2 separate regions of the Homo sapiens genome follow, and region 1 is linked to region 2. A link is a contact called in ENCODE Hi-C or POLR2A ChIA-PET data. All regions are on one chromosome and are shown on one strand. The core of a region is the stretch at or near the end of the contact, and the rest is flanking DNA. Distances in the headings are between cores, read along the strand shown.

Region 1 (6,791 bases), core at 3,143-5,642, 83 kb after region 2:
AAAATCATATTATCTACAAAGTAACATCATTTAGACAAAAAACAGATTTATCAACAACAATGGAGGCCAAAATACAATGGAATACAATCTTTAAAATGCTGGGAGAAAATAAATATCAGCCTAAAATTCTCTAACTGGCTACCCTGTCATTCAAAAGTAAAAGTAAAGTAAAATAATTTGTAGGAAACAGATTAAGAAAGTTTTTCACATATAGACCCTCAATGAGAAAACTACTAAAGAATGTGCTTCAGGAAGAAGACAATGGAATCTAAAAGGAAGAAATGGAGTGAAAAATGTGATATAGAACAAGGAGATAGATAGATATAAATAAGCATTTACTGTAAAGAAAAAGTTAGCTCTAATACAAATTATTAATTTAGGAGTGTTTGAAAAACAAGGTAGAATTGAAATACCAAACAAAAATTCATTGTGCTATATACTTAATATTTGTACATTTTACTGCACATAGACTACATTCGCTTTTTGAAATGTTACTAGAATAACAACCATCCTATTCCATTATTGTTAACACAAAGATAAGTACCATCATCATTTTAATTGCCTCCTATTCACTCCATTGGTGATGGAGGGTTTCCTGCCCTAGGGTTGTGGAGGTGGCTGAAACTATACATGACACTGGACAGATAAAATCAATAGGAGTTTATTGGTCACATATACTCACAGCCTGGGGGAGGAGCATATACCTCCCCAATGTAGGGAGGCACAGGGGCACACTCTGGAATGGAGTGAACAAGTAGGGGCTGTGAAAGGCAGGTGTTGTAGTATCAAGAGTTTGAGGTACTCCCTGGGCCACGGGAGGCTGTGATTGACTGAATCATTCTGTGGATTGGCAGGGAACCAAAACTCACTACTCAGGGCTAATCAGGAACTGCATCTAGTCCTTCTGATAAAGAGGGCTGTTTGGCTAGGGGAGGTTAGCAACGAGAACAGAGTGGAGAGCAGAACTTGCAGTTAGGCCATTTGAATTCCTCCTCCTTCCTCCCAGATGTTGAGGCAGCACATAATATTGGGCCTTAATCGCAGGCCTTACACTGTAATTATTACCTTGCCCAAGAACTGAATTAAACCCTGGAAGTGTTGATGTCCAAGCTTTTGCACCATATGGGGGAGTTATGAAGGAGTATATTACTCAGTAGTGTGCCTAATTCTTATTTCTAGTAGTCTTAGAGAGTACAATTTTAATAAAAGAAGGTGGAAAAGAAAAAACATTGTAATGCATAATGGTAGTTATATTGTTGAAGACCATTAGAAAAATATGGTATAGTTGTTAAGGATTGTTCAAGAAGTGTATGTGTGTGTGCCTGTGTGCATCTGAGAACAATGATCCACACTCAGTAGACTTTGATCTGTCTCCAACCATTGAGAAGGCCCCAAGAGAAGGAAACTGCACTGTGTATACCAAAGCCCCAGATAGACTCTGCTGCTTATTATCAACATGTCAGACTTAGAGGAATGTATTGATGTAGGGAGATGGAGAAATCCTGAAAAATTCTTTAGGTGGAGATTCCCAAAAAGGTGAATAGAAAATCCCATTATGTATGTCTAAAGAAGGTGCGCAAGAAGGGGAAGAGGTAGATCTCAGGTTAAGTAAGGAAGTTTAGGAACTATTATGTTATAGAAGTATGCTTTTGGTAAAAGGGACAGAGCCCTGCTTATGAATATTCCACTCCTATTTCTCTCTTATCTCCTGTATTCGCTCATGTCTTAAAAGTTGTTCATGTTCAGTGTGAAAAAAAATATTTTTCAAACCTTAGAAAATGATATCAAAAGCATATTTTTGGTTTATGATGTTATTACCAGACTCTTCTGAAAAGTATCTAGCATTTCTGATAGATTTTGATGAGTTTGAGTTTTTTTTTTTTTTTTTCCAAAAGGGTGGGGGTTGTTAGGAAGCTAGATTTTACCTATCCTGCTAATTATCCATATTTAATGAGCCAAATGATTTTTAACTAGACATTTCCTTCTTACCTTTAGCTAATAATATTGTCTGTTCACCTGCAGTTTTCTATAATATCCACCCAAAGAGAAGTCTAACCCATCTCTATTGAAGGCAGGTTAGTTTGAAATCAAAATTTGACATGTGTTTGCAATCAATTCATCTGAGAAGATGCTTTAAAAACAGACAAGGATCTATATTTCATAATAAAGAAAACATATGGTAGAGTTTATTTCATGATTACAACCATTTTCCAACAGTCAAATACAACTCTCGAATTAGAAAATGTAGCAGAATTGGTGAAGTAGGAGGGAATACATGGTGAAACCTACAACTGCTGAAGATTAGGGAAAGTTGCTCCTTGCAGATACATGTAATAGCATTTAAATCTCAGCCTGTCCATTTCTAAGCACATGCAGAGAAATCCTGTATCCAATTTGGTGACTGGAAGCTTCTTATGGTCCTCAGAGAATGAGGAGAGCTGATAAAGGATTTCCTAAAATCTTTCAGGATTTTAAAAGTTTCACCTAAAACATATTCTCTAGGTGTATGGAATGGAGTTCATCAGCTACAATGGTTTTCAACTGGAAGTAATTTTGCCACTTGGGGACATCATTTGGCAACGTCTGGAGAGTTGGGGTTTTTTTTTTATGTCTATACTTTAAGTTCTGGGACACATGTACAGAATGTGCAGGTTTGTTACATAGGTATACATGTGCCATGGTGGTTTGCTGTACCCTTCAACCTGTCATCCACATTAGGTATTTCTCCTAATGCTATCCCTCCCCTTGCCTCCCACCCCCTTGACAGGCTCCAGCATGTGATGTTCCTCTCCGTGTGTCCATATGTTCTCAATGTTCAACTGCCACTTATGAGTGAGAACATGTGGTGTTTGGTTTTCTGTTCCTGTGTTAGTTTGCTGAGAATGATGGTTTTCAGCTTCATCCATGTCCCTGCAAAGGACATGAACTCATCCTTTTTTATGGCTACATAGTATTCCATGGTGTATATGTGCCACATTTTTCTTTATTCAGTCTAACATTAATGGGCATTTGGGTTGGTTCCAAGTCTTGCTATTGTGAATAGTGCTGCAGTAAACATAGGTGTGCATGTGTCTTTATAGTAGAATGATTTATAATCCTTTGGGTATATACCGAGTAATGGGATTGTTGGGTCAAATGGTATTTCTAGTTCTAGATCCTTGAGGAACCCCCACTGTCTTCTACAGTGGTTGAACTAATTTACACGCCCACCAACAGTGTAAAAGTGTTCCTATTTCTGCACATCCTCTCCGGCATCTATCGTTTCCTAACTTTTTAATGAAGGCCATTGGAAAAGCATAGTATCTGGCCCGGATAGCTCCATACCTCATGGCACGGTCCCTCACGGCTTCCCTTGGCTAGGGGAGGGAGTTTCCCGACCCCTTCTGCTTCCCTGGTGAGGCGACACCCCACCCTGCTTCAGCTCCCCCTCCGTGGGCTGCACCCACTGTCTAACTAGTCCCAGTGAGATGAACTGGCTACCTCAGTTGGAAATGCAGACATCACCTGCCTTCTGCGTTGATCTCACTGGGAGCTGCAGACTGGAGCTGTTCCCATTTAGCCATCTTTCCTGGGAATCTTTTTGTTTTAATTGTCAAGACTTGAGGACAGGAGTCGCCACTGATATCCAGTTGGTCAGTCCAGCCAGGGACGCTGTTAAATATTTTGCCGTGTATGAGACAGCCTCCCACAGCAAAGAATTATGCAGCCCCAAGTGCTGACAATAGCGGTAAGGTTGAGAAACCCCGAGCTGAGCTATCAGGGGTCACACTTCACGATGACAGTGTCAGGGCTCCCCTGGTTAAGTGTGTGATGTGGGGAAGAGTCTCTACGAGGAACAAACGATCCAAGAAGAACTAACTGGTAAGATTTTTCTTGCTAAAGTCTTGAGAAAAAAAATCAATGTTATCCTAACTCAGACTGAATTTTAAAAGAAATAATAAAAGGTCAAATGGTAAACAATCTCTTAAGGAGTTAACAGGATCCAAAGAGTTAATTTGAATAGGAATGGAAGTGAGCATAATTACGGTTGAAGCAGAGAGACAGTAAAAAGAGAGGCTCTAGCAGTTAATATCCAACAGAGAAAAGTTAGCTCGGTTAAGACTCTGGTTATGGCTGCCTGGGAAAAGGGCCTTTCTTTCAGGGAGGAAACCAGTGAATGAGTTCATGATTAGTGTCAAATTAAGGCTGTATTCTCATAGAGGAGCTATGAGTAGAAGCCAGGGAATCAGATTATTGGGGAAGTTGGAGTGCAGGAGCACCATGATAACCAGCTGAGTGTAAAAAAAAAAAAAAAAAAAAAAAAAAAAAAAGCAACTAGAAGTAAAGCCAGGATAAGCAGAAAGTCACATAGAGAGACAGGAATTGAGTGGTAAACTTGGCAGCAGGTTTGAGAATCCCAGGAGTAAACGCTCTGTGGATAAGTCTGTGGGCATAGCCACATTATGAAGCCTGTGCCCAAGGCCCTCAATCGCACTCTTCTGGCTCATGATACCCAGTCTAATTTTATCCCAATGAAAACTAAAAGATCTCATTTGACATTTCCTTGGATGTCCTTGTGTAGTATGTAATGAACCCAGACAGAAATAAACCGTGTTAAGGCTCAATTCTCAATGGAGGCAGCTACCTGCTATATTCATTCTAGATCCCAGAATCTCGATGTAAAAGTTTAGTGAGTCCAGATAGTGAAGACATTTTTCTAAAATAGTATCTCGAGAGCTATTTTATTCAGATAGTTATTAAGGCAACAAGAAGATTGATTGAAGACGACTGAACTATAGAATTTTACGCTTTAATAATTTTACTACCAGAATCATCGTGATACCCTTGCAACAAAGAGGAAAAACTCCAAGAAAGTGTAGTAAAACAACTTTGCCTCAGTAAACAAGAAAAATAAACAGGATTATAGAAATTGTGAATATAACACACCTTGAACAAATAATAATAATGAACTGAACCAGTGACATTGGCATCATGTCACGCACATTATCTTCCCACCTGCAAGGTCAATGTTACTTTATTTTATACATGATGACACTTAGCTATAAATTTTGTAAGTGGGCCCTAAAGCAGCAAAATTTGTAGAAGCAGTACTTTAGTGTTTTGGGGTTTTTTTGTGTGTGTTTTGGTCAGTAGAAGAACTACAGAGGGAGTTGAGATTTTTAAAAAGCATAGTTATTTTGCTGTTACAGTGAGAGAATTGGGCAGTGGCATTAAATTTCCACTTCAGTACTGAAAGACATACTCATCGAATACATGCCATCTCAATACAGACAGTGAACACATTTCCTGATCTCAGGATGAGAACGTGATCCTATTTATGTAGATGTGTTACGTGGAGGGCACTGGGGGTAATCAATACACAATATCTATGGGCAAAAAACAGATTTATATAGACTTTTTATTTTCAGTTAAAGACTAAGGAAAAACAATATATAGGGCATGAAAAATTTGAACCAGACGTGGAAAAGAGACCTCTGAAGACACAGACGATGAGAATATTTCTGAACATTGTTAAGTACAAGAATAAAGATATAATAAGCTGTATTATATGAGGCAACAAACAATTCTTAAATATTAGTGGCTTACAACAAATAAGTGTAGTTCTTGCTTAAATTCTATGTCTGTCATAAGTAAGCTTTACGGCTCTACTTATCTTTGTCTCCGAAGGACTCAGGCTGATGGAGCTTTGTCTTTTCCTTCTGTGACTGTCAAATCAGAGGAAGAGAGCATGGAAAACTAAGCATTGACTCTTAGAGTTTCCACTCAGAAATAACTTGCATCACTTATATGCACATTGCATTTGCTTAAGCATCACAGAGCCAGGCCTGATATCGAGATGGAGAACAGTCTTACTTTGTGCTCAAACTGAGAGAACAAACTGCTGTGAAACTCTATTTTCTAACAGCTATCACAATCAACTCTTCTGGTCACAAATATATCATTGACTTTTTCTTCTGCCAGCAAATTATACTTACTCCCTTCCTAAGTTCTATCCAATCACAACACTGAGCTGAACTTCTATATGTGGTTCCTTGTGGTCTACAAACCTGTGAAGCAAAATGAAAAGTTATCTGTCTCCCATACTGCTGATATGCAACTTCAGAAAAGGAAAGAAATTCAAAAAGGAAAGAAAGAGTTCTACATTCACTTGTTTAAAGCAATTCTGAAATCCCATTAGATAGTTATTGCAAGGGTACTCTACCCTGGAGGTGGGAAATGTTCTATCATGAGTACTTGATTTACCTGATGGAATTGTCTCTTTTGTCCTACCTTCACTGATGTCATTCATTTTATCTTTTTTTTTTTTTTTTTGCAATGGAGTCTCTCTCTGTTACCAGGCTGGAGTGCAATGGTGCAATCTTGGCTCACTGCAGCCTTCACCTCCCGGGTTCAAGCAATTCCCCTCCCTCAGCCTCCCGAGTACCTGGGACTACAGGCGCCCACCACCATACCCACCTAATTTTTTGTATTTTAGTAGAGACAGGGTTTCACCATGTTGGCCAGAAGGTCTTGATCTCCTGACCTTGTGATCGGTCTGCCTTGGCCTCTCAAAGTGCTGGGATTACAGGTGTAAGCCACTGCACCCAGCCCATTCATTTTATCTTATCCTCGGCCACATCTGGAGAGGTTTTGGAAGCTCCTTCTTCAAGTCTTGCCAGCTTCCTCACACTGCTTCATGGATGTGGAATTGTGGGGGCCTAAAGGATCTTACTTACTATAGCCACAAATAATAAAAAATTAGAAGTGACTGAACAAGAAATGTGCAGGAACTATAATCTATCTAAATCTAG
Region 2 (7,447 bases), core at 1,564-4,063:
CATTCCAGTCCCTAGCTTAACTAATATATTTTCAATATTGAATCTAAAAAGTCAAGCACAAAAGATTATATGCTGTATGATTCCTTCATTTAAAATACACAAAAGGCAAATCTCATCTGTGGTGTTACAAGTCAGGAGAGAGTTTATCTTGTAGGAGAGATAAGAGAACTGGAAGGGGCAGGATTGATGTTCCGGGAACTAGTGGTGTTCTGTTTCTCGATGTGGATGCTGGTTACAGGGACGTTTCTTAAGTTTGTGGAGATATATTTTCATATGTTCATAGAGATAGGACAAAAATACCGATCATACACAGCCTTCTCACAACTGTGATAGAGGGAGAAGGCTCTCTCTCTCTATCCTCTTTTTTCTGAGACAGAGTCTCGCTCTGTCACCAGGCTGGAGTGCGGTGGTGAGATCTCAGCTCACTGCAACCTTCGCCTCCCGGGTTCACACCATTCTCCTGCCTCAGACTCCCGAGTAGCTGGGAATACAGGCGCCCGTCACCATGCCCGGCTAATTTTTTGTATTTTTAGTAGAGACAGGGTTTCACTGTGTTAGCCAGGGTGGTCTCAATCTTCTGATCTCGTGATCCGCCCTCCTCGGCCTCCCAAAGTGCTGGGATTACAGGCGTGAGCCACCGCGCCCTGCCCCATGTGTGTACTTTTTAATATAATACTCTACAATAAAATTTCAAAATACATAAATTTTCATTTTGAAAATTTTGAAAAAATAAAGAAGGAATAAAGGGGGAAAATTAAGAAAAAATCACCTGTAATCCTAGGGCTTATAACAACTGCTGTTAACATTTTCACGTAGATGCTTCACACATAATTAAGATCACCCTGTATTAACTATACTGTTTTACAACCTATTTTTTTCATTAAGCAAGCATGTTACAAGCCCTTTCCCATGTCAGTGAATATTTTTCTAAAACATGATTTATGTATATACCATAATTTTCTTAGCCATTTTCTTATATTTTAATAATTATATTTCTATTTTTAATATTTAAATATCACTGTGTGATATTTAAAACCACACAGTGAACTCTTTTGTATGTAAATATATTACTTGTTTTAGTATTTGGCCAAGATAACTTTCTATCAGTCATAATGTTTAAGGATTTTTGTGCACGTTTTTTCAATTTCCTTTTAAGATTTGAGTTCATTTCCCTCAAATCCTTAACAATATTGAGAATGTTTTTCAGATATGCATTTTGTAGGTGAGCATTCTTTCACTTCTACATTTTTGTTTTTTTAATCCTGAGATTGAGCGTTGTTTTATATTATTAGCCATCTCTGCTTCTTTTTTTGGAATGCCTTCTCCTAGTCTTGGCCAGTTTTTTGTTTTTTCCTATTAGAGCATTCCACTTCTCTCAGATTTCTCAGTTTTGCAGTATCCCGTTGTCCAAACTCAATATTTCATTCAGACTAAAAGTTAGACTTTACTTGCTTTATGAACTAAGTTCATTTCTGTCCACTCACGCTTTTGGCATCTGATCCTGTTTGTGTTTCTGGTTTGAGTTTTTAAACTTTCTTCTGGGTTTTAAAAGTTCATTATAACCAAACTTACTACGGACAAAACAGTAATACTTTGTGGTAGAAGATATGAAGATTCACTATAAACTATTCCCAAGTGTAAGGCCATAGGAAAAAAAAAACCTAATTCTCACTACCATTCCCAACAGTCACCATACATATCCATGCTAAATTATAATTACAATTTTTGACCCCAAAGTTGTGGCATCCTAGTTTTAGTAGATTGAGCTCTTTCTGGTTTGTGCCGAGCATCTGGCTTGTAGATGAACTTTGTCATTTCTGTATTTTCTAAAAGCCTGTAAAAACAAACATGCTATTTCCCTCATTGCAGTAATGTCCATTAGAAAACACAAAGCAAACTGTATTTTCAACCAAGCACATGGATTGCCTGCAGTTTCCTCTCATTGGGGTTTGTTCTTCCTCCATCACAGTTGTGAGAAGGCTGTGTGTGATCAGTATTTTTGTCCTATCTCTATGAAAGATGACTTTCACATTCTCCAGTTTGGGCTGGTCACTGATGAAGTCACTGCTGGAAATGGCTCAGCCGTGCTGGGCAGCAGAGGGGGCAGATGTCTTTCTGTTTTATTCTTCATTTTTAATGTGCCCCGTGGCAAGCCTTAGTTCCTTCTCTCTGTTGGTCTTGAACCTTTACCTTTATTCTTCGCTTACTCCCATTGTTTTTTTTTCCTGCTGTCACTTACGGTGGGCTCGGGGAACAATGTTGCAGGAACATAGAGCTTTTGAGGGAAATGTAAATCGCCGGCGACACTGAGTCCCGTCTGTTTTCTCATCGGAAAGCAGCATTTCAGAGAGCTGAACTGGCGACACTGCTTGGCGAAGACACGCCGAGTTCAGGAATATTCCCTGTTCCCAGGCCCTGGTTGTGTCGAAGTGGGACTTTCTGAAGAGGGGGCACTCTGGGAGAGACGGGAGCAAAGGGGCACTTTCAGAAGCAGATGCTCCTGGCTTCGGAAGGAAAGCTGCTCTAATCGGAGTTCAGCCGTCTAGCAGACAATCCACAGCTTTGGAGAGAGACAAACAAAAAAGAGTCTCTTAGTCTAGTGCATAAATGTAAGAGGCTTGTCTTAAGTGTGTGTGCAGGACTCTAGCAGGGCTAAAAATGTTATGCAGAGTTTAAAGTGAGGCATTGTTTAGGTTTTAATGAAGGCAACCAATTTTTAACAACAGAAGTTCTGTTGCTGAATCCCCCTCCCCTTCGCCCTCAACATTCAGTTCCTCTGCCCCTGCACCTGCTTTCATTTTTGGCTTCTTGGCACTGATGTTCACAGAGACATCAGCTGGCAGTGGCAAACCGCTAAAAGCTCCCCTGCAATGCAGCTCTGCAAATGCCAGCCATTTATCCACTGGTGCATGCCAGCTTAACGTAAGGTCTCCCTTTCTCCCTCCAGCCCCAGCCCCCTCGGCCCCCCAGTTTTACTTCCAAATGACAGTAAATGATCCAAAGTGAGCAGTGGTTTGGCCCTTTGAGTATCCATTAAGTGTGGCCACATCTATTTGCTGCATCTATTTGCTGTGATTATAATATTTTGATCCAAAGAGTGTTGCAGAAAATTTAGATGACAATACTATTTCTTCTGTTCAATAAAGAGCTATTGGCCCACAGGCTCATTTCTCTCTCCCCAGCAGATGGTGGGATAGTTTCTTGAGGTCTCTTTGACTTGAAATAGCCTTTTTGTTTTTGTTGCTTATTGAGAGCCAGTTGCCCCAAATTTATTGAATAAAGACATCCACTTTTCAGTTTAAGCTAAGCTCCAATAGATAAATACTGACTTGGAATTGGGGACTGATGGACAAGCTGGAAAGGCAAAGGGGCTGTTGGAAGTTAAGTATTCAGCACAAGGCTTTGCAGTTTCAAAAACGATGCTTTTAAGTTCTCCATTCACCACAACAATTCTGGCTGTATACTGAGAGAGTGTGAGAAATCTGTGAGAAATTCGACATATATTTATTTTTCTTGGAAATTAGAGAATATCTTCACAGTGTACACTCTGAAGGGCTTTTGTTTTGTTTTGTTGTGTTTTTAATGATCTAAACCATCTGGGGAGTTGATAAAGGATGTGATTTTTACAAGCTGAGTTAGCAAAGCCTATTGCTAAATCCCAAACCTTTATCCAGCCTACAGATAAAACCAGGGTGGGAGAGCTTCCCTTCCAGCTCTGAAACACTATGATCCCACGTATGCCAAATGTTTTAGTATCTGGGTGGTAAGAAAAATAGAGAACTGACTAAGGGAGCCTGGCCCAAGGATCCAGAAATGGACATTACTTTTTCTTCTTCTTTTTTTTTTTAAGATTGGTGGAGATCACAAATTTCCAGAAAATGTGTCTGAAAAATAAGCCAGCATCATATTTTATCTGGGGCCTTTATGGTCTTTTTTTATCCAGGGACAGGAATTAGCACTTGCCAGTATTTCTTAGTCATCTACTTCTCAAATCTGGAGTCCAAAACCTGTCTTATAATACTAGACACAGCAGGTTCCCACGTAGAATTACAGAAGTGCTTTAATTGTACCAGTCGTCTTGCAATAACCATGATCTTATACAAGAATGTCTGTGTACTTGGAGTTTATGACAAATGTCCAGTTAGGCTTCTCAGGGTTCACAGTCAGCATTTGGGCCAGCCATGTGAATGAGATAGAAAAATCAGGAAATTCATTCCCAGAAACAGACTGTACACTGCCAGTGTTATTATGTCATGTTTTTAGACTCAACCCTGTCTTTTATTTTTATTTTTTTGAGACACAGTCTTACTCTGTCACGCAGGCTGGAGTGCAGTGGCAAGATCTCAGCTCACTGCAACCTCCACCTCTGAGTTCAAGTGGTTTTCTTGCCTCAGCCTCCCAAGTAGCTGGGATTACAGGCACGAGCCACCACACCTGGCTAATTTTGATTTTGTCTTTTTGTGTGTTTGTTTGTTTTTACTAGAGACAGGGTTTCACCATGTTGGCCAGGCTGGTCTTGAACTCCTGATCTCAGCCTCGACCTCCCAAAGTGCTAGGTCGTGAGCCACTGTGCCCAACCCAACCCTGTCTTTTCTCTGAGTTCATTCTCCTCTTTTCTAGTTATCCACTGTAAGGTACACAAGACTGAACTGAAAGTTACTCCTTTCTATTTGAACACAAGCATGATGCAAGTTATAAGTTGCTCATGGTACCTAACTAGAAGTCTGACACTATTTCCAAGGCTTGTTCATCCATGAATTGCTATTCTCTATGAGACCTGTGTGTTAATAAATCAATATTTAATTAATAGCTATCACATGCTGCTTATATGTTTTTCAAACATAGGTAAATTGTGTCAGAAATGTCATTTTAATACTTCATCTGGCTGGGCGCGGTGGGTCACGTCTGTAATCCCAGTACTTTGGGAGGCCAAGGCGGGTGGATTGCTAGAGCTCAGGAGTTTGAGACCAGACTGGGCAGCATGGCAAGACCTTGTCTCTACCAAAAATGCAAAAAACTTAGCTAGTTATGGTGGCATGCACCTGTAGTCCCAGCTACTTGGGGGGCTGAGGCAGGAGAATGACTTGAGCCTGGGAGGTCAAGGCTGTAGTGAGCCAAGATCGTGCCACTGCACTCCAGCCTGGGTGACAGAGAGACCCTGTCTCAAGAAAAAAACAAAACAAAACAAAAACAACTTAATGTCTAAGATGCTTTTGAAATTAAGGATCCAGCTAAACATTCAGGGGTTTCCCCCTTCTGCTGGATGGAGCCATGTTACATTGAAGAAACCCAGGAAGCTAGAGCTGGAGCTAGAGCTGGGGGTAACTGTTACAAGCATTTCACAAGTAATGCGAAGTCTTCCAAGTAATGTGGAAGACTTTTGGTAATACTGCTGACTTTCACAGTTGTTTGCTTATTTCACAAAGCCAAAGAGCTATATTACCCTGTATTCCTCACTGTAGCTCTGATGTGTTTCCAATACTAGAAGAAGGAGTATAATAGGCGATGGGCCATAGCATAGCATATCAGAACTTCCACACCTAAAATGTCCTTCAAATGATTTTTCAAAGTCCTTTAGCCTCTCTGAAACTTGGGTTTCTCATCTGCAAAATGGGAATGAAATTATATTGACTCTTGCCAATTCACAGGCTTGTTGTAAGGAACAAATTAATCTTTATTAACTTTAGATCACTATACAAATGTTCATTATTATAACTATTATTTGTGTTACTGCTTTGTAAACCACACAAGGCTATATGATTGCCAGTTATAATAATTATTATTTACATTAGAATTGTGTTGGCAATGCCTTACCAAATCTGGCCTTCTTCCTCTTTTCCCTAATTCAGAGTGGCTCCATCCAAACAGTTGAATGAGCTTTGACACCACCCTCTCCCTCATTTCTCATATTTTATCTATCTTAACTTCTATTGATTTTGAACTTCTTCAAGCTGAAGGAATTTAGGGCAACACATTGTATTCAGATCTGATGTGTAGTGGTTCCTAGCTCAACATTGAATAATTGAATACATTTATAAATATTTTATAGGTATTCGTATCCCACTTTAATTCAAAAGAAGGATTTAAGGAAGGTTATATGACACATAAATACAACAAATTAGCATATGAAAGAGGTAGCTGGGAAATACAAAGATAAACTAATGGTAGGTACCTGAAACAGAATCAGGAATAAGATTAATACAAAGTCCTAACATTGAGTCCTTTTTTTAAAATTTATTTTTTATTTCAATAGGTTTTGGGGTAACAGGTGGTGTTTGACTAATTTCTTTAGTGGTGATTTCTGAGATTTTGATGCACCCATCACCCATGCAGTGTACACTATACCCAATGTGTAATCTTTTATCCCTCACCACCCCCCCATGCTTTCCACCGAGTCCCCAAAGTCCATTATATCATTCTTATGCCTTTGTGTCCTCATAGCTTAGCTCCCACTTATGAGTGAGAACATACAATGTTTGGTTTTCCATTCGTGTTACTTCATTTAGAATAATAGTCTCCAATTCAACCCAGGTCGCTATAAATGCCATTATTTAGTTCCTTTTTATGTCTGAGTAGTATTCCATTGTGTGTGTGTGTATGTGTGTGTGTGTATATATATAATTTTCTTCATTCGTTGAGTGATGGGCATTTGGGCTGGTTCCATATTTTTGCAATTGCAAATTGTACTGTTATAAACATGGGTGCAAGTATTTTTTTTGTAAAATGACTTCTTTTTTCCTCTGGGTAGATACCTAGTAGTGGGATTGCTGGATCAAATGGTAGATCTATTTTTAGTTTTTTAAGGAATATTCACATCTACTTTTAGTTCTTTAAAGAATATTCACATTGTCTTCTACAGTGGTTGTACTAGTTTACATTCCCACCAACAGTGTAAAAGTGTTCCCTTTTCACCACATCCATGGGAACATCTGTATTTTTATTTATTTATTTATTTTTTGATTATGGCTATTCTTGCAGGAGTAAGGTGGTATCTCATTTTGGTTTTGATTTGCATTTCCCTGATAATTAATGATGTTGAACATTTTTCCATATGCTTATGGCTATTTGTATATCTGCTTTTGAGAATTGTCTATTCATGTCCTTAGCCCACTTCTTCATGGGATTGTGTGTTTTCTTCTTGCCGATTTGTTTGAGTTATTTATAGATTCTGGATATTAGTCCTTTGTCAAATGTATAGATTGTGAAGATTTTCTCCCACTCTGTGGGTTGTCTGTTAACTCTGCTGATTATTTCTTTTGCTAGGCAGAAGCCTTTAAGTTTAATTAAGTCTCATCTATTTATCTTTGTTTTTGTTACATTTGCTTTTGGGTTCTTGGTCATGAAGTCTTTGCCCAAGCCAGTGCCTAGAAGAGTTTTTCCATTGTTATCTTCTAGAATTTTTATCGTTTCAGGTCTTAGATTTAAGTCTTTGATCCATCTTGAATTG

The links. A loop is a pair of places that touch in the nucleus more often than their neighbours do. ChIA-PET counts read pairs that join two places held with the same protein, here RNA polymerase II (POLR2A). Pooled maps may share reads with other maps.
Region 1: a pooled map shows a loop between it and region 2 (2.1-fold over the local background). The contact joins two enhancer-like sites. A Hi-C loop is called at or near these places in 4 of 168 maps with a recorded cell type or tissue (aorta, endothelial cell of hepatic sinusoid and heart left ventricle) and 3 of 50 pooled maps. POLR2A ChIA-PET finds 5 or more read pairs at or near these places in 2 of 52 experiments (HEK293 and naive thymus-derived CD4-positive, alpha-beta T cell).

The regions. Positions count from the first base shown.
Region 1 is chr9:13,648,004-13,654,794 of GRCh38, forward strand. No RefSeq gene overlaps it. Among named protein-coding and RNA genes, the nearest start is that of LINC01235, 220 kb to the left of the region's middle. Within about 2 kb of position 4,393, at least 2 of the 41 ENCODE cell types and tissues checked have a DNase peak (open chromatin) inside an H3K27ac peak, as active enhancers do.
Region 2 is chr9:13,566,583-13,574,029 of GRCh38, forward strand. No RefSeq gene overlaps it. Among named protein-coding and RNA genes, the nearest start is that of LINC01235, 140 kb to the left of the region's middle. Within about 2 kb of position 2,814, at least 9 of the 41 ENCODE cell types and tissues checked have a DNase peak (open chromatin) inside an H3K27ac peak, as active enhancers do.